Linked DNA regions of Homo sapiens: all the other regions are linked to region 2. The links are chromatin loops, found by intact Hi-C in ENCODE. Cell type or tissue: PC-9. All regions are shown on one strand. Region 1 overlaps UBE2E1 (ubiquitin conjugating enzyme E2 E1). Region 2 has its middle 54 kb from the start of NR1D2. Region 3 overlaps THRB (thyroid hormone receptor beta).

What was found. Hi-C counts contacts between places; a loop is a spot of excess contacts. Peaks named below come from ENCODE experiments on the same cell type or tissue, not always from the same donor. Only the 100,000 strongest peaks of a DNase experiment are listed, where the experiment ranks them.
Region 1: a loop joins it to region 2, with 7 times the contacts of the local background. A loop is called at or near these places in 25 of 110 quality-filtered maps.
Region 3: it touches region 2 in a loop (3-fold over the local background); 3 of 110 quality-filtered maps call a loop at or near these places.

Annotation. Positions count from the first base shown.
Region 1 is chr3:23,885,127-23,893,126 of GRCh38, reverse strand. UBE2E1 (ubiquitin conjugating enzyme E2 E1) reads right to left here. Exons shown (of 6, transcript NM_003341.5): 4 at 5,428-5,560; 5 at 3,868-4,015; 6 at 1,487-2,618. The coding sequence ends at 2,521. NKIRAS1 (NFKB inhibitor interacting Ras like 1) reads left to right here. Exons shown (of 5, transcript NM_020345.4): 5 at 1-3,176. The coding sequence ends at 32. Among named protein-coding and RNA genes, the nearest start is that of NKIRAS1, 28 kb to the left of the region's middle. In PC-9, CTCF peaks have their summits at 4,107 and 4,309 (motif pointing left); DNase peaks (open chromatin) are centred at 3,586 and 7,746; H3K27ac peaks cover 5,729 bases.
Region 2 is chr3:23,995,515-24,003,514 of GRCh38, reverse strand. No RefSeq gene overlaps it. Among named protein-coding and RNA genes, the nearest start is that of NR1D2, 54 kb to the right of the region's middle. In PC-9, CTCF peaks have their summits at 4,156 and 4,361; no DNase peak of the experiment used is centred here.
Region 3 is chr3:24,151,919-24,159,918 of GRCh38, reverse strand. It overlaps THRB (thyroid hormone receptor beta), which reads left to right. Exons shown (of 11, transcript NM_001354712.2): 6 at 7,429-7,529. All of the region lies in intron 1 of THRB-AS2 (THRB antisense RNA 2), which reads right to left. Among named protein-coding and RNA genes, the nearest start is that of THRB-AS2, 4.6 kb to the right of the region's middle. RefSeq lists a silencer at 6,705-6,905. In PC-9, no CTCF peak of the experiment used is centred here; DNase peaks (open chromatin) are centred at 3,298 and 5,038; H3K27ac peaks cover 2,929 bases.

The sequences.
Region 1 (8,000 bases), 110 kb after region 2:
AAAACAAAGGGAACTCTAATTCTGAGAACTAAAAATCAGTAATTTCCACAATTGTATGTTGAATAGTGATTGCCTTTAAGTGTCTGTGAACATGGAGTAATATTACTATTTAAAATAGGCCATTTGTATCTACCTTTGGTCCTTAGGAAAATTCCTAAGGAAGTCAATTAATGCACTTTAGATGTTAAAAGTATTTGGGCTAAGGTTATTATTGCCTGATATGAAATAATATATTCTTATTCTCATTGTTTGAAACCTGTCTTTGAAATTAGCACCTTTGTTATTTATGTTGTACTTGTGAAAACAGTAAAATAGTTTGGATAGTTATGCAAATGCACCTATGTGTAACTTCCCCCCAACCCCAAGCTGTTTCGGAAGATATCATAATCATTCTGTGTAACATTATGCAAACTTCTAAGCCCAAACATGACTTTGTTTTTAAAAAGTTCATTAATCTAATGTCTAGGATTATAAAACATTTTTTTGTGTCTAAATTGGACCCAAAACATTGAACAGTTTGGGGTAGTAAGCTAAATTTCATCTTGTGGAGATTTTGCTAAACAGACTAAGACCCATGATTTAGCTTTGCTCAAATTAGAATGTTTAGCATGAGTTGAGGTACCAGGTAGTGTTAAGTAGGTTCATCACGCTCTAAGGCCGTTTTTTCCTTAGCCAGACCCCTGTTGATAGACCAGATACTTGAGGGCAAACTGTTTGCTCCTCCTCTTGAAAATGATTAGGCACTTAAGGACAGTAAAGCTGTATTTTCTGGAAGGAAGACTGTATCTTCTGGAATAGTTTTCTAGAAAACTAGTCATATACAATAAAAGTATCAAAAATATTGGGCTCTAATTTGATCTGACTTAGATGTCTGAGTTTGTGTTGTTTCTCTAAAGATTTTGGCAAGACTCAAGCAATGTGGCTGACTGTAACTTTATTAATTTAAAAGGTAGGAAGTAAGCTACTTAGTGGTTTCACCTGTGAAATAACTATTTTGACTGAAATGTAAAATAAGCTATTCAACAAAGAACATATTAAAACATCAAGTAATTTGTAACATCTTAAATGGAATACTTTTTTCATGAGCTCTAGTGAAGAACTACTACATATAAAAGACGATACTTACAAATCAGCTATTGCTGCTACAGTATAATTCTTCAAAATTTCTCATCATAAATTCATTTTTTGGTAAAAAAAAATTACCAGACACTAACTCACCCCCTTACCCTTTTCCCCCGGTTATTGAATATTAATCTAGCTTCCCACCCATGCATGTTACATAGATGGACAAATGCTTTCATAATGATTTTTAAATAAGTACCTTCCAGTTTGCTTTGTTTCCTACTAATGCAACTTAGTCTATATTAGTACAAACAGTTACCAATTCTTTTTAAATTCTGTAATGAATGTATGTGTATCCAGATAAGTTTCTCTGAAAGAGACATACAGAAACAGAACTGCTGGGTCAGGACATGTACTGCCAAAATGCCCCCTAAGGCAGGGTACCAATTTATCCATGACGGAACCCATTTCTCATGTACTTGCTACTACAGCATCTGCAAGTCAGAAAATGCTTTTAAAAAGATGCAGTAGGGTTCGTCTTTGAAGCCTAAATGGGGTAGATTATTTAACCTTTTCTAGGATACCTCATCTACAGCTGTGTAAAGTACAGATCCTAATATAGGTAACTAACTAATACCTACTAAATATGCATTATTTTTAGCTTGTTTTAGAAGCAGATACCTATCGATTTCAGAAGAATCTGCGAATGGCAACCAAAAGGCAAAAGAAAAGTAAATGAACACAGCAGTGTTTATTAGGTGGTTTTTAATATTGTTTATTAGCACAGTAACAAATGCAGACTTAAGTAGTCCACAACATAGAACCAATCCACTGAGCAACTCCTATTCCACGCCTTACAGTTAGTTAACAGCTTAAGGTATTTCACTACAGGTTTTCACAAGTCCTGATTCAGACCTTTTTTAAACAAAGTAGATTGGCATATAAAATAAAACGCACTACTCATCTCTTATATGGTGTTTTATAGCCACGTGTCCATTTTATATATATGAGATGACAATCTCTAAAAACTCTGTTAAATATCAATGTTCCCTTCCAAGAAGGGAAAACAAATTCCAATTTTGTTTTAAACAAAAAGTATGTAGTCTTAGAGGGACTTTACATAAATGGCCATATGTGTAACCTGTACCAAATTAAGCTGTTTTAAATTTACAGACTACAAGCAACTGAACCCAAATGTCTAAATGTACATTCTTTTCTGTACTACATTTCAGCTAATATTGCAGAACTAATGACAATTTTAAAAGTTGCTATTACCAATTCTGTCTACTGTAGCAAGATACCTTAAGTTACAACAAAATCTTAGGAAATAAGACTGAATAATATCTGTTATAGAAATACCCTACTCTTTACCAACTCCCACCCTCCCTGACCCCTTCAAAATCATAAGCAGCTCTCTTCTGTGACAGACAAATAATGTAAGAATTGTGAAACCCCAATTTATGTAGCGTATCTCTTGGTCCACTGTCTGGCCATTCTGTCATGTTCTGCTCTGTTGGTCATATACTGAGTGGCAATACTTCCCACCAAGGGGTCGGCTGGAAGAAAAGAATGTAGATTACTTTGGAGAAAGGAAAAGAACATTTTAAACTTTAGCGAATAGTGACAGCTTGGGTAGATACGTACGACAAAGTATGTGTGATCAAACCCATCTTCGAAACACCACTCCACCATGCTGGATATTTTTCCATCAAAATTTCAAAAAAACATAACGTTGGGGGAAGAGGGAATGCTTAGGCTTTAGTGTACTGGTCTGTCTTTATCTTAGTTCATTCCATTTTTCTCCCAACAAACAACACTCAATTGGAGTTTCTTTACTCTTATGTGTTAGGCTGAGTTCAGTAGAGACTGGAACGGTCAAGGCTTCAGACTGCAATGAACATCCAGCTGTGTTCATGTGACCCTTAGCTCAATGTCACCAGTTAACGGCATTGTGAATACTGTGAAGTCTTCGGGGCTGTTGCAGTGCAACACTATTAACCTTTACGCTGGTTAAAGAGCCAGGTTGCCAGGCAAAACCTGGACCTCCAATTAAGTATAGTATTTCTCTGAATCTTAGGATCTTTAATAAATTTATATTTGGTTTACCTAGAAAATATATTTGTCTGTGTGTGTGTATATATATACATATGTGTATATATATATATTTTTTGAGACAGGGTCTCGCTTTGCCACCCAGGCTGGAATGCAGTGCAGTGACATGCTCATGGCTCACTGCAGCTTTGACCTTCTGGGTTCAAACAATCCTGACACCTCAGCCACCCTAGTAGCTGTGACTACAGAAAAATATTTTTTAAATGAAATGAAGTCCCAAAAAAGTCACAATTCAATAGTCACTAAGTATTTAACAACTACCATTTTCAAAATTGAGTGCCATCTCAGTGACCAGCTATGGGACACATGCTCACTGAACCCCAGAGGCACAGGTGAGGCTTGCCAGGCAGATGACTCGACATTTAGAAGTGTCTGATTTGTTTTATAAGAACTCTATGGGAAATTAAGCAACAGGAAAAAAAAAGGAGGAAGAATAATTGAAACTAAAAGCCCAAGGCAAACTTACGTCAGTCTTCAGTTTAAAATACCTTGTTGCTAGAATATACTGATTAATGAAGTTGTGTGTCTCAACTAGTAGACTGAACTTGATTAAAACTTTCTTTTGAAAAGCCGATTAGTTTTTGTATTCACAAACTTGTGCAGAAAAATTAGTTTTGTCCTTTGAAAGCTTTTGGAAACAAGTATTTTTCAGGTAAGGAAGAATAAAACAAGGTAAAGAATTATGAACCTTACCAGGATTACAGTCTGTAAGAAGTGAGCAGATAGAAAGGAGGACTTTAGAAATGGTTAGTGCTGGACTCCAATTATCTTTCAATATGTCCAAGCAAATAACACCTTGACTGTTAATATTACAATGATAGATTCTTGTCCGAAATGTAACCTAAAAAAAACAAGTGACAGACAATATTTAAACAGCAAACAAACTTGTTACTAAATATTCAACTGAATGACCCTTAAGAAGGTGACTAAAAGCAGTTTTAATTAAAGCTGTCAAGAAGATAGACAATAAATTTGATTAGAAAGTGTTCATTGATACCATCTCAGGGACTGTGTCAATTTCATTTAAAATGTTATGTCCACTGACGGTAAGTTCAGTACTTCCTAATTTCATCTTTAGCAATTTTAAATCTTTTAAATATTAACATTTCCAAGTTTGAATAGCTAATTGTTTGCTGACCTCTTGTGTTAGCTGGTAGTACTACACTGCCTCAAAGTAAGCTTTAAAATACTGAGAATCATAAATACCTCTTAAAAACTGAAGTGCAACATAATGGGTACATAAAGATAATTAAACAACATACTTAGCAAACAATGACTACACCCAAAAGGCTGAACAAAATTTGAAGAGAAGTCTATTTCTGCTTTTTTCTGACCGTTACATCAGGTCCTATAGACATCCTGTCTACCTACATCACAGAATTTACTATTATATAATCGAGTGTCCATGGATGCAGAGCCAGTAATGGGCAAGGACCACAGCAGAACACAAGTCACATAAGCTGGTGTTATTTGGGTCTCTTAATTTTTATTTGTGAAATATACCAAAACACAAAGTAAAAATTACCTGTAATTTTACCAATTTTTTAAAAAAGTGACTTTCGATTACTTCTTGTTGCTGCAGTTGTACTTTTATCTGGCAGTCTACCTAATCCCCAAGACGGGGTTTTCTTTCTGACTGAATGAGAATCATAGATTGAGTACAGGAGATGGGTGACTTGGGCAATCCTCACCTGTCCTAGAAAGAAAACTGAGGCCTGGAGGTAAAGGAACAAGACCAAAACATGACAGGGAGCACAACAGAATCCAAAGCTTTGGGAAGAGATTCTGATTCTCTAGTTGTTTGGCCCCCTGACCTGCCCTGCCTTTTTTTGGGGTCTTGCTTTGTTGCCCAGACTGGACTCAAACTCTTGGGCTCAAACAATCCTCCCAAGTAGCTGGACTACAGGTGCACACCACTGCACCTGGCTTGACACCATTTTTAACCTCGAGAAAGGTTCAAAAACATTTCTCTATGGGCTGGAAAACAGGGGATTAATTCTAGGTTGCTGACAATATTACTATAAATAGCACAATTTTAAGCACCATCAAAACAAAGCACTTAATCCTAGAATGGTCTCTGCCAGATAAGGCAAAATCAACCTAAAGAAGTGTTTTGTATATGTTAAAATACTCAGATCTATTAGGACATAAGATAAATCTAGTTTCTGTGATTAAAAATTAAATTTAGAAAAACCTCAACAGTTGCTCTCTTGTGGGAATTAGTAAATTTGAGCATACAGGGAGATTTCTTACCTTTGGAGGCTTGAAGGGATATTCTGGTGTAAAAGTGATATCGAGAAAGAATACACCACCCTCATACACGGATCCTGGAGGCCCTAGAATGGTTGATCTCCATTCATAGATGTTATCGCCTTTGGGACCAGCACTGTGAATAATACGTCAACAAATAAGCAGATGGTGGCACTATCCCAATTTTTACAGTGTATTAAAAGAGATGGAAAGATTACCTCTCTCCTCTCTTTTGTTTACTGTGTGGATTCTCTTTACAAAACAAGTACAGAAACGGATGCAGAACTGCAACAAACCCATAGCCATTGGTCAAGCAAACTGGATGATAAAAGAATGTTAAAACCATTCTAAGCCTACCTAGCTACGAATAAGCAGGAAACTTTCCTCAATTCTCAAAACTCTCCTGGACACGTAGGAAAGTGTAAACAATACTTAAAATGGGAAACACATCTCAGCACCTAGAAGCGAAATTAGTGACAAATGCGAGCAGTTTTTGCTCACAGCTACATCACTTATGACCATTTTAAGCACAGAAGTTTCATTTTCTGACCCACTAACTGGCTCTTCCTTGCTCTTCTATCTCCATAATCTCACCTTTAAAAGAATCTAATAGATGGTTTATAATGTAAAAAGTATGTCCATGTTAGGTGGGAGGAGAATGGTAAGTATCCAGTTACAGGTTATTCAATTTTCATTTCAATGTGTATTCTATAATTGGGTTCTCTAAATACTAATACTTGAGACATTCCTCCAACCCTGTTAGCTGTTATCATAAATCACTGTTACATACACTTGGGTACACCATAATTTGGCCACAATACCATTCTAAAGCATTGTGTTGGCTTCTAGAGTGCCACCGCACCCAGCAAAACTACTCTTTTAAATAAATGTACGATGTGAATTGGATTTATTCACTCACTTACTGAATGCCCATGTACTAGGCAGAGGGTTAAATGTCAGGGGTTTTGATGCTGAACAAGACAAACTCCTTCAAGATGCCCTCTGCTAACTGGTTACAAAGTCTGATGCCTTCATTTAAGAGACAGAAGAGATGAAGAGGGAGGGAATAAAAAGCCTACCCATGGGCCTATACTTTCCCCAAACCCATCACAGGTTTTTCTTTTGGTCTGAAATTTGGTGTGAGAGATGCAACAGGTTAGGGGAATGAGCTTATTACAAAGGAAAAGCAGAGGAGAATACAAGTTGGGGAAGAAAACATGACATGGCAAAAAAGGAGGGAGAAAATATGGGCAACCGAATAGCGGGTAATGGGAAGAACAGGGCCCAAACTGGCCAAGAGGCAGAAAGAGCTCGGACACTGTCCACCTCACAGGAATGTTTTCAGAATTAAGTGAGAGAAAGAAGGAAACTGTAGAGCAACACACCCATGGGTATCTCTCATTAAACGGCAGTGATCACCATTATTATTAATTCTTTAATATCTCTTTGTGATGGGTATTACCAAAAACTATTAAAAACTTGTTTTATTTTTTATTTTTGAAACAGAGTCTTGATCTGCTACCCAGGCTGGAATGCAGTGAGTGGCATGATCTCGGGTCACTGTAGCCTTGACTTCTAGGCTCAAGTGATCCTCCCACCTTAGCCACCTGAGTAGCCGAGACTACAGGCATGCACCACCATACCTGGCTAATGTTTTCTATTTAATTTGTGTAGATGGGGGTCTCTCTATGTTGCCCAGGCTGGTCTTGAACTCCTGGGCTCAAGCAATCCTCCTACCTCAGCCTCCCAGAGTGCTGGGATTATAAGTGTAAGCCACCAAAAAGTTTGTTTTAGATACAGAGAGAGTTTTTTTGTTTGTTTTGTTTTTTTTGTTTGTTTTTTAAGGCGGAGTTTTGCTCTTGTTGCCCAGGCTGGAGTGCAATGGCACGATCTCGGCTCAATGCAACCTCCGCCTCCCGGGTTCAAGCGATTCTCTTGCCTCAGCCTCCTGAGTAACTGGGACTACAGGCATGCGCCATTATGCCTGGCTAATTTTGTATTTTTAGTATAGATGGGGTTTCACCATGTTGGTCAGGCTGGTCTTGAACTCCCGACCTCAGGTGATCCGCCCGCCTCGGCCTCCCAGAGTGCTGGGATTATAGGTGTGAGCCATCGCACCCGGCCAGAGATTTTTTAAACATTGTCTACACCATGAAGTCATACTTTGTGTTTAAAAAAGATGACTTCATAGTTTTACACGATATCTGATGGCAATTTTCACAAGGTGGAATGTAGGGAGAGCTCTTAATCAGCCCTCTCCCTCTGGAAACAGGCAGAAACTTCTCCAGTGAAATGATATTACCATTATTGCTTCATTTCCTGAGGTTAGAACCGGTTCTTGGTCATCATAAGTTTGCCTACCTGCCTACATGTTTGCATCCCCTCGAAACTTTTATGTTGAAATCCTAATCCTCAATGTGACGGTATTAGGAGGTGGAGCCTTTGAAGGTACTGGGTTAGGGGGTAGAAATCCTCATGAAAAGGATTAGTGTTCTTAAAGAGAACCTCAAAAGCTCTCTAACTTTTCTCTACCATATGAGGATACAGCAAGAAGACAGTTGTCTGGAAACCAAGAA
Region 2 (8,000 bases):
CAATAGAAACTAGAGGCTGCTAGAGTGGGGAGGGAGGCAGGCAAGGGTTCAAAAACTAACTATTGGGTACTATGTTCAGTACTTGGGTGATAGGATAATTCATATCCCAAACCTCAGCATCACACAATATAGCCAGGTAACAAGTACCTGCACATGTAGCCCCTGAATCTAAAAAAAGAGTTTTTTTAAACATGACTTAGAGCAAGCAGACTTCCTCCATATTTCCTGTACAAGCCATGGGTAGGGTTGTGGGGAGGGTATGCAGTAACTTTTTCTTATGTTTGAGAGACCAGGAAAGAGGACTTGTAAGTAGAGGATGAATGAGGAGCACCCTTGATAGATCTTAAAGTCAAAAAATTAGAATCTGGCACAATTCCATGTACTTTATCCATTTAGTCAATGAGCATTTACTGAGCACCTACTATGCTCTAAGTGCCACACTAGAGGCTGAAGATGCTGAGAAACTACAATCTATATCCTCAAGAAGCTTACGGTTCTGTGGAGTCAGGGGGAAAAGGAGGAAGCATAACTCAGCAGATGAAGGAGCCCTTAAGTCAAACTGGTGGAAACCCAGAAAGTGTCCCAAGGGAGATGGTGGCTGAATTGCACCTTAAAAGTCAGGCAAGTAGGAATTAACCAAATGAAGGTATACAGATTGCTACATTCACTCATGGAGTAGTAACTGGTACAGGACATACCCTCCCACTATAAACATCTAGAAAACTGGGCAAAATATATGACATAGTTGGCCCCAGGCAGAGCGGGACTGTGATACCTGAGAGAAGAGAGACAAACAAGGGGAACCCTCTCTACAATTGCCCTAGGTTTCTGCTTGGAGGCCATTCATGGACCTTGGCAGAGGGAAAGGAACCCAGATAGAACCTGGAAGACTCACTGAGTTGAGTAGACAAAGATAGGCATTTGGGGAGTTTGATGGTTAAGTGTTTATGTGTCAACTTTACTGAATTAAGGGATACCCAGGGATCTGGTAAAAACATTGCTGGCTGTTCCTGTGAGGATGATTCCAGAAGAGACAAGCATTAGAATCAGTAGACTGAGTAAAGAAGAGCCACTGAGGTGGGCATCATCCAATCCATTGAGAACCCTGATAGAACAAAAAGATGAAAGAAAGAACGGCAATTCTCTCTCTCTCTCTCTCTCTCTGTGTGTGTGTGTGTGTGTGTGTGTGTCTTTCTCTCTCTCTCTCCTCTCTGTGTGTGTGTGTGTGTGTGTGTCTCTCCTCTCTCTCTCACTGGAACATTCTCCTTCTCCTGCCCTTGGACGTTAGAGCTCCCGGTTCTTGAGCCTTCAGACTCTGGGACTGATACCAATGCCCGCCTCACTCCCAGACTTGGGCTGGGAGTTACCCAGTTGCCTTCTCTGATTCTCAGGCCTTTGGATTCAGACTGAACTATGCTGCTGGCTTTCCTGGTTCTCCAGCTTTCAGGCAGCATATCACGGGACTTCTTGGCCTCCAAAACTGTGTGACCCAATTCCCATAATAAATATACTTTTATATATCTCTGTATATCCTATTGGTTTGGTTTCTCTGGTGAGCCCTGACTAACACAGGGAGGCTAAGGTAGCTGGAATTTATTGGCCAGCGTACCAGAGAGGAGGGAGCTATACAGAGAAAACTTTACAGAAATCTGCGCAAGGTTCTCCTCAAGTGTTTGACTGAATACTAAGCCATACACAGTTAGGGCAAAGCTCCATGAAGCCAAAAAAAAAAAAAAAAAAAAAAAAGACAACTTGACAACTTTCAGGTAGCTCTGAGATGAACATTCTCAGAGCCCATTTAGGGTTGAGAGATGTTTTGATCTCCTCTCGGCCAAAGTAGAGAGGACTCACTGAATACAAGGGCATTCAGAGTGACCCCAGAGTGTCACGCCTTAGTGGTAGAGTAAAAGCTACTCTGGACCAGACCTAACAAGCTGAAAATCAAGCCTAGAGAAAAATCAAGCTGATCTGCAAGTAAGTTTACTGCCCACCGAAACAAACTTCAACACTACTTAGACAACAAAATCCAAACCCTCAACGAAATATCATTCATAATGTCGACATCTAATTTAAAAATTACTAGACATGCAAAGAAGTAGGAAAATCTGATTCAAACCAGGAGAAAAGTTAGTCAATAGAAACAGAATCAGAAATAACAGAGATAATGGAATTACCAAGTGAAGGTGTGTGGGAAGGCAATAGAATTCCAAGCCAAGAGAGTATTGAAATACACAAGCCTTCTGGAGTATGTCCAGTTTCTTTTGGTTGCACTGGTGAGAACAGGTTGCACAGGACAGGCACCCACTACCATCAGATGGGCTGGGTGACATGGGACAAAGGTAGAAGTAGGCTCTTCTGGAGAAACTTGGAAGACTAATGTAGGTCCCGTTAACTGACAAACAGAATGGCTGCCTTCCTCCCACTAAGGTGGTTCAAAGTCCCTGGGACAAGCCAGAATTTGAGTGTTTCTGTCCTAATCATAGTTTTCTCATTTATTTCTAAGATGAACTTGAATTAAATACTTGCATTTCTAAAGAAAGGAAAGGGAGCTGAGCTTTAACGAGCACTCACTATGCACCAGCAACTATACCCAAGCACCCTCAAATTCATTACTTAATCCTTAGACCAGTTCTGAAAGACAGGTACATATCTCTTTAGAAATGGAAACTGGACAACAAATTAAGGAACTTGCTTGTGTCAGTCAAGTAAAGTCAATTTGAACTGAAATCTGTGAAATTCAATGAATCAAACTGTGGTGAACATTTTGAAGTCCTCTTGTGTAGTGCCACCTTTGCAGTCAACATACTTGGGTTTAATTTTCAGCTTAGCCATTAGCTAGCTGTTTGCCTTTCAAAAGTTCCCAACCTCTTCAAGACTCAGTTTCTACATCTGTTGAGTGGGAGAACAAATCATACTTTGTACAGTCATGGGGAAGATTAAGTGAGAAGATTAAGAATGTAAAGAGCCATAGAAGCAAGTATATACCAGGTGTTCAACAAATATCTGCCCACTTGGTCCTCCTCTTCCTCCTCCTCCATTCATTAAATATCTGATTCTGACCATATATAACTGCAGGAGGATGAAAACCAAAGCCATAACCATAACCAAATCAAATAGAAAACTTTTTCTGCAAAAGTATGTCAGTGGTTCTCAAAATCAGATCCCTGGACCAAGAGCATTAGCATCACCCAGAATTTGTTAAAAATGTACATTTTATTACCTCACCCCAGACCCACTAAACCAGAAATTCTGAGAGTGGGACCCAGCAATCTATGTTTTAAGAAAGTTTGGCACCATTGATACACACCAATGTTTCCGAACCACTTGTATGATAGTTCTTTCATTGCATCAATTTAATTCATATATTACATAGACTGTGGCTAGGTCTAAACAATCAATCTAACAATTGCTCATTCTCTTTTGTTTTATAGAGTGCCTTCAGATTAACTTATTCTGATTAAATCTCTCTCCAGGAAAGAGTAAACCAAGTAAAATGGTGTTACATTAAAAACGTTACAGAAAAAAGACTAGCTAAGCTATTTATGTGATACAGAAAGATAAATGTAGAGAAGTTCTTCTTGAGAAAACTATTTTAATGGCCAAGTAGAGAGAGTGAAGCCTAAATTGGAAGCATTATCCCTAATCCCAATAGCAGGTTAGCACAAGTGACCCTTCAAAAATCCAACCATTTTCACAATAAATACTTTTTTCTTTTAATTTAGCTGTTTCTATTCCAATCCCTTTAACTAAAGTTTAATTACTAATTCAGCTGTCCTGTATTCCTGACCTGAAATTTTTGGAAACTATAAGGCAATTTTGATTTAGAAACCAGGCACTTGTCATTAGGTGCAAACGTTTACGTGCTGAAGACCTCAAACTATTGAAAGTTACAAAACAAGAACTGGGTGTGGGTTGGGCAGCTGAAACCAATTATGCAGATTTGGCATCTAAAGAAAATGGTACATCTGAATACTTAGAATGAGTCCCAATTATATTCCAGTTGTTTTCATTTTTTCCAATTGCTGCAACACTCCTCCACATCCCTCTCCCAGGGCGGTACTCCTCCATCCTTGCTTGCAGATGATTTCAATTGTTTTCCATTTTTTTAATCTTCTCTTTTATCTCAGATGCTTTTCCTTCCTTCCTCATTTCATCATTTTTTTAACAAGACAGTCATGCATCTGATGATTCTACAGATGCAGGGATTTTTCTTCCTGTCCTTGAAGTGACAGCTTGTCTTTCCCCTCAAGTGTCTTTGTCGCAATGCCTGATAAACTGTTTATTTTTCCTAACGGCTTTCCTTTTTAGCCTGAAAAACAAACATTAACCAAAAACCTCCTTGTTTCACTAAATTGTCACTTTCAATGCAATCCCTGGTGCTGGAGCGCCGCCTGCTGAGTAAATGAGAATTAGCAGGTCATAGTGCCTTTGGTTTAGCAGCAGAAAAAATAATGGGCCATTTTATCATCAACAGATTCTTCAGAAATGACTGACTGGTGTAACATTCTGGATATTGTTCCTTCCCCAACAATGCTGCTGAAGTCATTGTACATTATTTATAAGAACCCAAAGTATTTTTAAAACTGCTTATTTTAGGCTGGGCGCGGTGGCTCACGCCTATAATCCCAGCACTTTGGGAGGCCGAGGCGGGCGGATCATGAGGTCAGGAGATCGAGACCATCCTGGCTAACACGGTGAAACCCCGTCTCTACTAAAAATACAAAAATATTAGCCGGGCGTGGTGGCGGGCGCCTGTAGTCCCAGCTACTCGGGAGGCTGAGGCAGGAGAATGGCGTGAACCCGGGAGGCAGATTTTGCAGTGAGTGGAGATCAGGCCACTGCACTCCAGCCTGGGTGACAGAGCGAGACTCCATCTCAAAAAAAAAAAAAAAAACCTGCATACTTTAGCACCATCTACTAAAAACTCAGCAAAATGTCCTCCATAGAATAGGTGCTCAATAAAAACTTGTAGATAGCAGTTTATTAATATCATGTGAAAACATTTATCAAACTGTATTTCAGTTGTCTACTTCTCTTTCTCCCTAAAAAACCGTAGGGCTCCTTGAGGGGGAAAAAAACATACACGTTTTTTTAAAAAACCTATATATTGGCCGAGTGTGGTGGCTGACACCTGTAATCTCAGTACTTTGGGAGGCCAAGGCGGGCAGATCACTTGAGGTCAGGAGTTTGAAACCAGCCTGGCCAATATGGTGAAATCCCATCTCTACTAAAAATACAAAAATTAGCCGGGCGTTCTTGCAGGCGCCTGTAATCCCAGCTACTCAGGAGGCTGAAGCAGGAGAATCGCTTGAACCTGGGAGGCAGAGGTTGCAGTGAGCCAAGATTGCACCATAGAACCCCAGCCTGGGCTACAGAGAGAGACTCAGTCTTTAAAACAAAACAAAACAACAACAACAAAAAAGATATATTTCACTGTAGGTATTCAAAATACATTTGAAGAATACTGATTAAATAATTCTAAATATTTAATAGTCATCATCTCTAGCGCCCATTATGTGCTAAGAACTGTTCTAGCTATTCAACAAACATTTTCTCTAATCCTTAAAACCTGCCCGACAATTTTTGGAAAAAGCTCATCAGCTGTAACTTGACGTCCCAGCTGAACGCAAAACCCTCATTTCCAGGGCTTCTCTGTTACTCTGACACATTCTTTGCACCTGGTTTTTCAGAAGCTTACATTTTATTTTTTTTTTGTTTTTGTTTTTTGTTTTTGTTTGTTTGGTTGGTTTTTTTGTTTGTTTGTTTTTTTGAGACACAGTCTCACTCTGTTGCACAGGCTGGAGTGCAGTGACGCGATCTCGGCTCATTGCAAGCTCCACATCCTGGGTTCACAACATTCTCCTTCCTCAGCCTCCCAAGTAGCTGGGACTACAGGTGCCCGCCACCATGCTTGGGTAATTTTCTTGTATTTTTAGTAGAGAAGGGTTTCACCATGTTGTCCAGGCTGGTCTCGAACTCCTAACCTCAGGTTATCTGCCCACCTCGGCCTCCTAAAGTTCTGGGATTACAGGCCTGAGCCAGCGCATCCAGCCCGGAAACTTACATTTTCAACAGTAGCTTGAGACATTTTCCTGTCAGTGGTCCTTACACAAGGTGAGAAATCATGCACTGACAAAAATTACAAACCCAGGTGTAGTAGATGAAAGAAATGGCCGCCAATTCTTTCCCTCCTTGTACCTACACCCTAGTAATGTGACACTGTAACTCCTTCCATCAAGGAGTAAAGTGTTTTTCTCCCCTTCTTGAATCTGGACTGGCCTTGAGATTTTCTTGGGCCTATACCTCAAAAAACCTTGCATGCGTCTGTTCTCATGCATGGAACCCTGAGCTGCCATGAGAATGAGCTAGCATGGGAAAGAGTGAGTGATCACATGGAGAAAGACTGGCCATCTCAGCCGAACCCATGGTCAGTCAACCCAGCCAAACTATCAGCTGACTAGAGACACATGAGCAAGTGCATCCAAGACCATCCAAACTCAACCTGGACCAGAAGCTCTTCCCAGCTTATCCCAGCCCAAATTAAAGAACAACCTTCAGAATCGTTAGCTAAATAAATAGCTATAATGCCATATAAACCAGAAACATCACCTATTATATATTATAGCCTTAAACGGTTAACTTGAATCTAATCAAGACTCAGATCTAACTTCCAGTTCACAGGAAATGTAAGATAAAGGAACAAGCTAACTGATGTTTTGAGGTGAGGCAGGAATACATAAATACACACATAGACACACGCCACACACACACCAATTTACACTCTTACTTTAATGGGTTAAGTTAGCCAAAAGTAGTCTCAAAAAATTTTTAAAAGGATCAAATTCATGTCCCAGAATTGCCCAGAATGTTTACAGTGTTCTGTCAACAGAAGATGTGAAGTTGTATTTTGTGGATCCCATAGAATGTTGAAGTCTAGCCACTTGAGAATCTGTGAAGATTTATCTATATGCAGCCTCTGGATTGATCACTTCCAAGTTAAATCTTTTTTAGGATCATTTTAACAGTCAGTTTCTGAAGCCAGCCGTACAGTCTCTATGATTCACTCAGATCCAGGGAAAATCATCAGACTGACCATTTTTCATCTCAAAATATTTATTCTCATTGGCATAAGAAAGGATTTATTATCAACTTATGCAAGATGCAGATAATAAATCAGCCTTAGGAGTTTGTAGTAGAAATGATTAAATATGGCAGGAGTTTGAGCTCATCTGGTGTCTGGAATGGTTTGGGGTTTTGAAATTCTTTTTAACTACTATTATACAGTTTTAAAACCCGAAACATATTTTCTTAAGGCTTTTTTCCTTCATTTCTAAACCCAAGCGTATGATCAAGGAAAATGGAATCCTTGTGCTATTGAATGTATTTACACTCCATTCAGTTCAGTGCATTACAATGTATGACACTGACATTCTCTTTTGTAGGAGTTATTTCAAGGCCTAAATGATTCTGAAGCTAAAATTTTAGGGAATTTTCTTTCCCAGCCCCTGAAAGAGTCCCAAAATTTGCAAGCCATACTTTTGACTCCTCACCTGGAATATCAGGTTCTTAAAAGTTTTAATATTCATATGATGGAAAGATTAGTGAAACAAGTTCTTCCCCTCTCTCTTTTGTCCTTGACTCTAACTGCTCTGGATAAATAGAACGAAATGGTGTCTTTATGAAGAAACAATCAATACTATCTTGCAAGTCTCTCAGCAACTGAGTGGAATGGGATGACAGTGGAGAATTCCACAGTAAAGAAATAAAGGGCACAGTATGAATACAAGGTGCTACCAGACTCTTCCCAAAGCCCTTTGCAAAATAGTGTCTCCTATTATTGCAGCATCCCCAAGGGGCGGGTGGAGAATTGTTAATGGTACAACTGGAAAAGCTTGTTAATGCAAGCTCAGGAGAGTGCCTTTACCTCCTGAGCTTCTTGGGCTTCCTCTGGAAAGTGACAGGCTACCCTGATCCCAAAAGATGTTATGTGAGTGTTTCTC
Region 3 (8,000 bases), 160 kb before region 2:
ATATATAAAGTATATTAGACTAGGGTTTCTTAACCTTGGCACTATTGACATTGGGGCCATATAATTCTTTGTTGTGATGGTTGTCCTGTGCATTGTAGGACGTTTAGCATCATTCCTGGTCCCTCTTCCCACTGGACACCAGTAGCAAACACACACACACACACACACACACACACACACACACACACACAGCAGTTGTGGCAACCAAAAATGTCTCCAGACTTCGCCAAATGTCCCCTGGGAGGCAAAATCATCCCCACTCGAGGACCACTGCATTAATGGTGAAGAACTTACTACTTGGAGAATATCTGAAGTAAAGGATCTTTCATAAAGGATTTCTTATAATGTTAAAATCCCTCCTCCATTTCCAAATATCATATTTAAGTGTTCATATATTGACGTCTGTCAAAATGGAGTACACCTGAACCTACATAACCATATATACGTGCAACATAACACATACATATGTGTCATAGCTCATTTCCATTGTTGGGATTTGGGTTCCCCTCATCATGTTTGCTTATTTATATCAAATCTATCTAGATCATAAGCACTACGAAAGCATCAATCTCTTTTATTTTGCACTCCCTAAAGCGCACATCCATGTGACTGCAGGATACACCTGCAGGGAGAGCAGTATAGCTCATAACGACAGTGACGGTGTTCTGATGACAAATGCAACAGCTCCTTCCCTTTTATGTATGTTTATGTAACATAAGGCTGAAGGGCTGCTAGCCCACATTTTTAGAGCTATAACCTTGAATCCCATTCTGAATGGATTTTCAGGTAAAGAAATGACACTTGTTTTTCTCAAGGATTCAGGATATGACATAACTGTGGGTGCCTCTGCATGAGCCCAAAGCTATAAATTGCTTCTCACAGCAAAATCAGAGGCAACTATCACCCTTCTCTAGTGACTGTTTCTGCTCCCTCCCCTAATCTTCTGATGACTTTGCCTTCCTGCTTTCTAATTCATGCCGTCTTTTAAAACAGGAAATGATCTCATCAATACCAGGGTTCTACAACTCCAATGCCCCCAAGTATGCGAGAGAGAGAGAGAGAGAGAGAGAGAGAGAGGAAGAGCTGTCTTACAATGGCTGCTTAATTTAAATTTTTCAACAAAGACACATAATGCTTACATAATATATGATAAGAATACTTCTCACTTCCATGAAGAAATATGTTCTCAGGCCGGGAGCAGTGGCTCACGCCTATAATCCCAGCACCTTGGGAGGCCGAGGCAGGTAGACTACCTGAGATCAGGATTTCGAGACCAGCCTGGCCAACATGACAAAACCCCGTCTCTACTAAAAATAACAAATAATAGCTGGGCGTGGTGGCAGGCACCTGTAATCCCAGTGACTCAGGAGGCTGAGGCAGGAGAATCACTTGAACCCAGGAGGTGGAAGCTGCAGCGAGCCGAGATCGTGCCATTGCACTCCAGCCTGGTCAACAAGAGTGAAACTCGTCCCCCACCCTCCCCCCAAAAAAAAAAAAAGTTATCATTTTTCTCAAACTACTTTTGTTTTTCCACTCTTGATAAAGATAAAGAATTATGTGAAATATTTCTTTATTTATGAAAAGGCATAATGCAAGAACAAAAATAAATAGCAACTGATGCACACAATCAGGAGAGGTTCTGACTGTGGAGCCTAAAAAGGATGTCCGTTTCTTGGGAGGTAGGGCTACCTTTCTAGTTCAGTTGATCGTTACACTGTGAGAATTTGGGTTCAGTATTGCCAGTTCCTCCTGTTTTTCACATGAAGCAAGAATTCTGTATGTTTTATGAAATTTCCTAGTTTTAAAAATTTGCTACGATTTTTAAAAACACTCTGCAAGCCAAATGTTGTAGACTGCCAGAATGTGTGCCCTTTTGATTAACATTCCAACTCAAACGCATTATATCAACGTATTCCCTTTCTTAGTGGTTTGCATCTTCAAGTGTTTTCCCTCTAATTGTAGATTGAAAGGTTATGTCAGCTATTAAGGATCTGAATGTACAGGGACGGCAAAAGGAACATTTCACTAGGTACTTCTTATACATTAAACTATACTATGCCCAAACCTGGCCCTAAAAATTAAAAAATAGGCTGAGCACTGTGGCTCATGCCTGTAGTCCCAACACTCTGGGAGGCCAAGACGGGAGGCTGGTTTGAACCAGGAGCTCAAGACCAGCCTGGGAAACATAGCAAGACCCCATCTCTACGAAACAACTTCAAAATTAGCCAGGTGTGGTGACCATGCACCTGTAGTCCCAGCTACTCAGGAAGCTGAGCTGGGAGGACTGCTTGGGCCCAGGAGTTCAAGGCTCCAGTGAGCCATGGTCATGCCACTGCACTCCAGTCCGGGTGACAGAAGTGAGTCCCTGTCTCAAAAAATAAAAGTTAAAAAAAATTGTAATTTAAAAATATGTCTTAGTTTCAGGAATTCTTGAATCAGAAGAAATGATCCAAAACTCATGTTGTCCCTTTTTCTGCACTAAAGCCTCCGATGAGAATCCAGGGTCCTTTGGCCTCATATCCTCATCCCCTTTTCTAGATTGACACCTCTACTTGGTCCTCCTGCTCGCCCCTCCTCCGCCCACCAGTGCTTCAGTGTTCAAAGCCTGGCGAGCCATTGTCTGCTGTCCCCCAACACCAGGGCCCAGCCAGCCAGAGGGCAAAGTGTAAAGAAAGAGACTCCAAGACTCCAAGCAGGGGTAGGCAGGGTGGGAAAACAGTGGATGTTCTGAGGAAAGATTGTGAATTGTGTGAAGTGGGAGCCCCTGGGGCAGCTCTGCTAATAATTTGCAGAGGGCAATGGATGAAGGCCTCCAAAGTTAATGCTGTTTCAAGTTTGTACCAAGTGTCTTCCACACAGTACACCCATACATGCTGTTAAATAAACAAATGGATGAATGCATGGTTTAATTTAATATAGTGTCTATCACAGGGTTAAAGATTAACATGATATAAAGCTTGGTACCTAATGCCAAGAATTAAATATAAAAGGAATCAGGATTCGTATGTTGGGGAAAGGCTAAAGGATAACCCTTTCAAGGTTTTTAAGTTTGTCAAGAAATGACATAGGGAAGGTGCTGGTGGGGAAAACAAGCTTAAATCATCAGGTCTGAGCTGCAGGATGAACTGAGGAGGTTCAGTATAAAATCAGAAGAGTGACTAAGCATGCTAGTGACTTAGCTTCCTGAAGGGTGACAAAATACAGTCTCATCCTCTATCCCGTCCCAAGATCAGATACCTACTGGCTCTGAGTTGATAGCTCTACAAGATGAATCAGCAACATGGAACTTCTTCACTTCTCTGAGCTACCCAAAGTATTTCCCACTACCGCAAACCACAGCCCCTCCCTTAAGATGCCAGGACTGGTTCTGCTAGGCAAGTGGTCTTATACAGATGATAAGATTTGCCAGTTTGGAAAAGATCTCTGAACTCAGCTCTTCTCACATGCTGCTACTTCTGCTCTCCTAGGCAGCACCTTATATTTTAGATCTACTTTCAAGATTAATCTGCTTTATATTCTATTCCCTAAGGGCCATGTATCTGCCAAGGTGACAAGAGGAACCAGTGTTTCTCCTCCTAGGACCTGAGATGCTGTTATAATTCACTCAAAAGAATTAAACTAGCCAGCCTTCTGATCTTGCCCATAGGGAAGAAAGCATTGAATCTGTTTTCAACCAAGAAGGCAAGCTTACTACCTGTTGCATCCTTTGTAGTGCAAATGTACAAAACTTTCCCCTTCTACATGACAAGTCGCTCAGAGAATATTTTTTAAATAGCATTAACTGTAAGATATTCAAGATAATACTTAGCAATTAACCAGACATTGCCAAATGTCAACTGAAAAAATCTCAAGTCCTTTGTTGAACAGATGGAGTTTGCTTTTATAAAAATATGCTTGATAAAGTGGCAGCATAATGTATTAATCTGAAAAATAATACATCTGAGCAGACAAGAGCTGAGGGAAATATATCATTTTTGAACTATCATATATTGTCATGGACCTTAATTTTTTCTGGAGGGTTATTGACCAGGCTTCTTTAGCAGTCACCTGGGACAACTAGCAGATGCAGTTCCTGACATGAACAGTCGTAGCTTCCAGGATTGTGTCTGTAGTATTTGTTTCTAGGCAGAATCCAACGCTGACATTATGACACTCATCAGTGTCCACTCTTGGCAACAAAACTAATGATACATGTGCATTTTCCTTAGTTTGGCATACTGACCATTGTGTAACTCATTTGGTGAGTATGACAAAGGAAAATGATGGAGACACTAAAATACAACAGGAAATACAACAGCAAGAAATGGTTAAGTTCTCTAGGAGAATTGGTTAGTATGTAATGTTGTCAATCATGTTCAGTAACCTTAAGAGAATCCTCACCTACCTAGTCACTATGTGTGGGACATTATTCCCTGATGGAAGTTATTTAATGAAGAATAATGGACTTAGGCATAATGATTGATGTATCATTGCCTGTGGTGACTGTTTTGGATAAATAAGATGGTTCAGAGTTAATATGTTACAGAAAAGAAAGCAAGGGGTGGGGTGCACTAGTATGATCATGTAAGTAGCTGCCACCAACTTAAGTAGATGTTTCTGTAGAAGTTTTGATGATTTAACTAAAGTCATTTAATCACCTCCACCCATGAAGAAGATAGTCTAGGAGAAATAAGAGAGTAAAGCACACCACCTCTCAGCCTAGCAGTCAGTAAATGAAAGGAGTCCATTCCAGTCACTGATTGAATTATTGTTGGATTCCACAAGAACCTTAAACACCATCTACATAAATTGTTGAACTACAGGTAGGAATAAATCTTCAGTGTCTGGCTGCCAATGCCAAAAGATAAAGCCAGCAGGTCTCATGAGACAGGCTGGGGTAGTATGAGGTGAGAGGGAACTACCTGCATCTTCCCAACTCTGGTTAATGTTCTTGGACACCTTGTTTTGACCCCTCCCAAGTCATGTCCCACAAGTACAGCAGTGTTCAAGTGTATCACAATTGGTTCTCATACCTGAGATTAGACAGAAATGACTTGTACCTCTTTTTCCCTTATCTCTGCATTCCATACTTGATACTAAGAACTTGAAAGTCTTCATTCTGTTGGATTAATTGTGTATAACCTCGAGGTATAAGAGGTTCAGATGTAGCTTTTTTGACAGTATGGGTCTGTATATTCCATCTGCCTTTACCAGGAAGGTGCCTGTTTTCCTAATTGAGTTACTTTGTGGTTTAAAAGTTACTTTGTGTTTTATAAGTAGGTCTTTATATGCACACAAAAGCACATGAGCACACCTCCTTACCAACACTTGTGACTGTGTCATTTTTGTTAAAACCATACTAGTGAGTGTAAAGTGGTATCTCATTGTGGTTTTGATTTGCATTTCCCTGCAATGATGTTGAGCATCTTTTCATGTTCTTCCCTTCATTTTCACCTCTCTTTTTCTCATTGAAGAATGACCAAGGCTACAGAAACAGAACTCAGCTTATGAGTTTACAAAGGAAGAAACCATGTCTTACTCATTTTTGTATTTTCAGCACCTAGAACAATGCTAAGCACATGTAGATGCTAAATAAATGTTTTCTGAATTCATAGATAAATGACTGAATGAACGCGCAAAGCATTCTAGTTCCCTTTTTTCTCTGCCCAGATCCTTCCCAGAATTCCCTTTTTAAAAATGACTGACAAGAGTTTTGAAACCCTTGCAGTGAACTCAACAGATGAATCATGGTTTGCATGATGCAAAAGTAAACTAAGAAAAGCTGTGATATTTAAAAATATAATCCTGTACATTACTAAACCTCACTTTCAAGTCAATTATCTGCCTCCCAAGAAGGAACATTTTTCTAAATTAAAGTTGGAGCAACATAATTTCTAAGAAATTATGAAAAGGATTTATTTCATTCTGTTTCCTTAATGGCTTTTTTTCTGAAAAGCAAGACTTCAGTGACCTAGTTTAATAAAAGGTCTATGAAATGTCACGGTAAGATACACAGTAAGGCATCAGTCATTTCAACCTAGCTAATCTTTATTGGAACAAAGAAGACTTTGCTGAACTGAGTCAAAAAACTTCATAAGGACCATGATAGGGAGAAAGGATTGTTTCTCAGCCTCTTCCTTCTTCACATCCCAACCAATCCTGCCTCATTTTGATTGTTTGGTCTTATGTGAAGCTGTGTGATTCTATATATCACATAATTTATCAATGGTAAACCATTGATAGAGGGGAGAATGAACCTGCCCTCCTGAATCAGCATCTTGTGTCTGGGCATCCTCTCCACAGGAAGCTGAAGGAGCAAAGACAGGAGGGAAACAGGAGGCTTCTGCTTTTGTGCTTTTTAGCTTCCTGAGTCAAGGAATTTAAACTAATAAACTCATTGTCCACTAAAAAAGAGAGTTATCATAGTTGGATTTTCCTTTTTTCTTAATAAACAAAACCTCTGTCATTTCACACTATCCAGTGTTGTTGGATTGCATATCATAATATCACAAGTTTACCTAACTTTTTTAGGTGGCAAAATTCATTCTACTTAAAGTCAACTCTCCATTTTTAGAAAAAGACCAGCATATTACACTGGAGGGCTAGAAATTAAGAGACTGGGGTTTTAGTCCTGCCTGTAATTTCCAGTGAGACCCTGAGGAAGGCCAAACCTCTGCAGGCCTGTTTCTTCACCTTACAAGGACTTCGTCATCTCCCGGGACCTTTCCAGCTATAAAGTTTTCTGAATTCATTGCATGGTACTGTGATTCCAAAGTGGATCAAATCTTGTGAAAACAGGTTTTGAAATAAGCCTTGTTAAATAGATTGTGTTATCTAGAACTCACAGTGCTCAAATCCTGGCCTCTCTGCTTGAGTCACTGGCTCTACAGCCTTCCTGCCATTCCCACCTGCACAGCAAGTGATCACAGCTATCTTTCTTTCTTTCTTTCTTTCTTTCTTTCTTTCTTTTTTTTTTTTTGGCAGAATTTCGCTCTTGTCGCCCAGGCTGGAGTGCAGTGGCACAATCTCAGCTCACTGCAACCTCTGCCTCCTGGGTTCAAGTGATTATCTTGCCTCAGCCTCCTGAGTAGCTGGGATTACAGGTGCCTGTCACCATGCCCGGCTAATTATTTGTATTTTTAGTAGAGAGAGGGTTTTGCCATGTTGGCCAGGCTGGTCTTGAACTCCTGACCCCAGGTGATCCACCTGCCTGGGCCTCCCAAAGTGCTGGGATTATAGGTGTGAGCTATTTCTAAGGCATTCTGAAATCCTGGGCCTATGTTAACTCTATGAGTATAAAATTCTTACCGTTTGGTTTCACTAAGTCTTTACTGTTGTTACCTCTTCCTGGCAAGCCAATTTTGTCTCTGGCCTAGCAACCTTAGCTATAGTGTCTCTTTGACGTTAACATATTATTTTTTAATATTCCTTCTTTTATTTCCTTCACAGGGTACATCCCCAGTTACTTAGACAAGGACGAGCTCTGTGTAGTGTGTGGTGACAAAGCCACCGGGTATCACTACCGCTGTATCACGTGTGAAGGCTGCAAGGTAATTGCCCTGGGTCCACAAGCACAGAGCTTAGCCCAGCTCCAGTCCCCTCCCAGTCCTCTTCCAGAATGCAATGTTAAGTTTAAATTCAAATTAAAATCAAATTCTAACATCCATGGTCTGTGATCATCCAGGTGTCTGGTTGTGCTCTTCATTTTTGACATGTTCAAGAACTGAATTTTTTTCCCAAATCATAAATAACTAAATGAGTGTAATGTCTGGTTTCTTTACTTCTGCAAGTGTTTTTAAAACAGGAAGAGAATCAATAAAATAAAAAGAAATTAATAAAACTCTTACTTTGGGTTTAAAAAGCATAGGTCCTTTTTAACATGTTGTCATCCCGAGAAATGACTGTTTCTCTTCTTGTTTTATCTACAGTGTTGGAGGAGACAGAGTTTACTCTACCACAGGCTGTTTTCTGCTGTTAGTCTGAGTGAATATGCTCATTTTCAAGGGTTCCAATAGGGAATA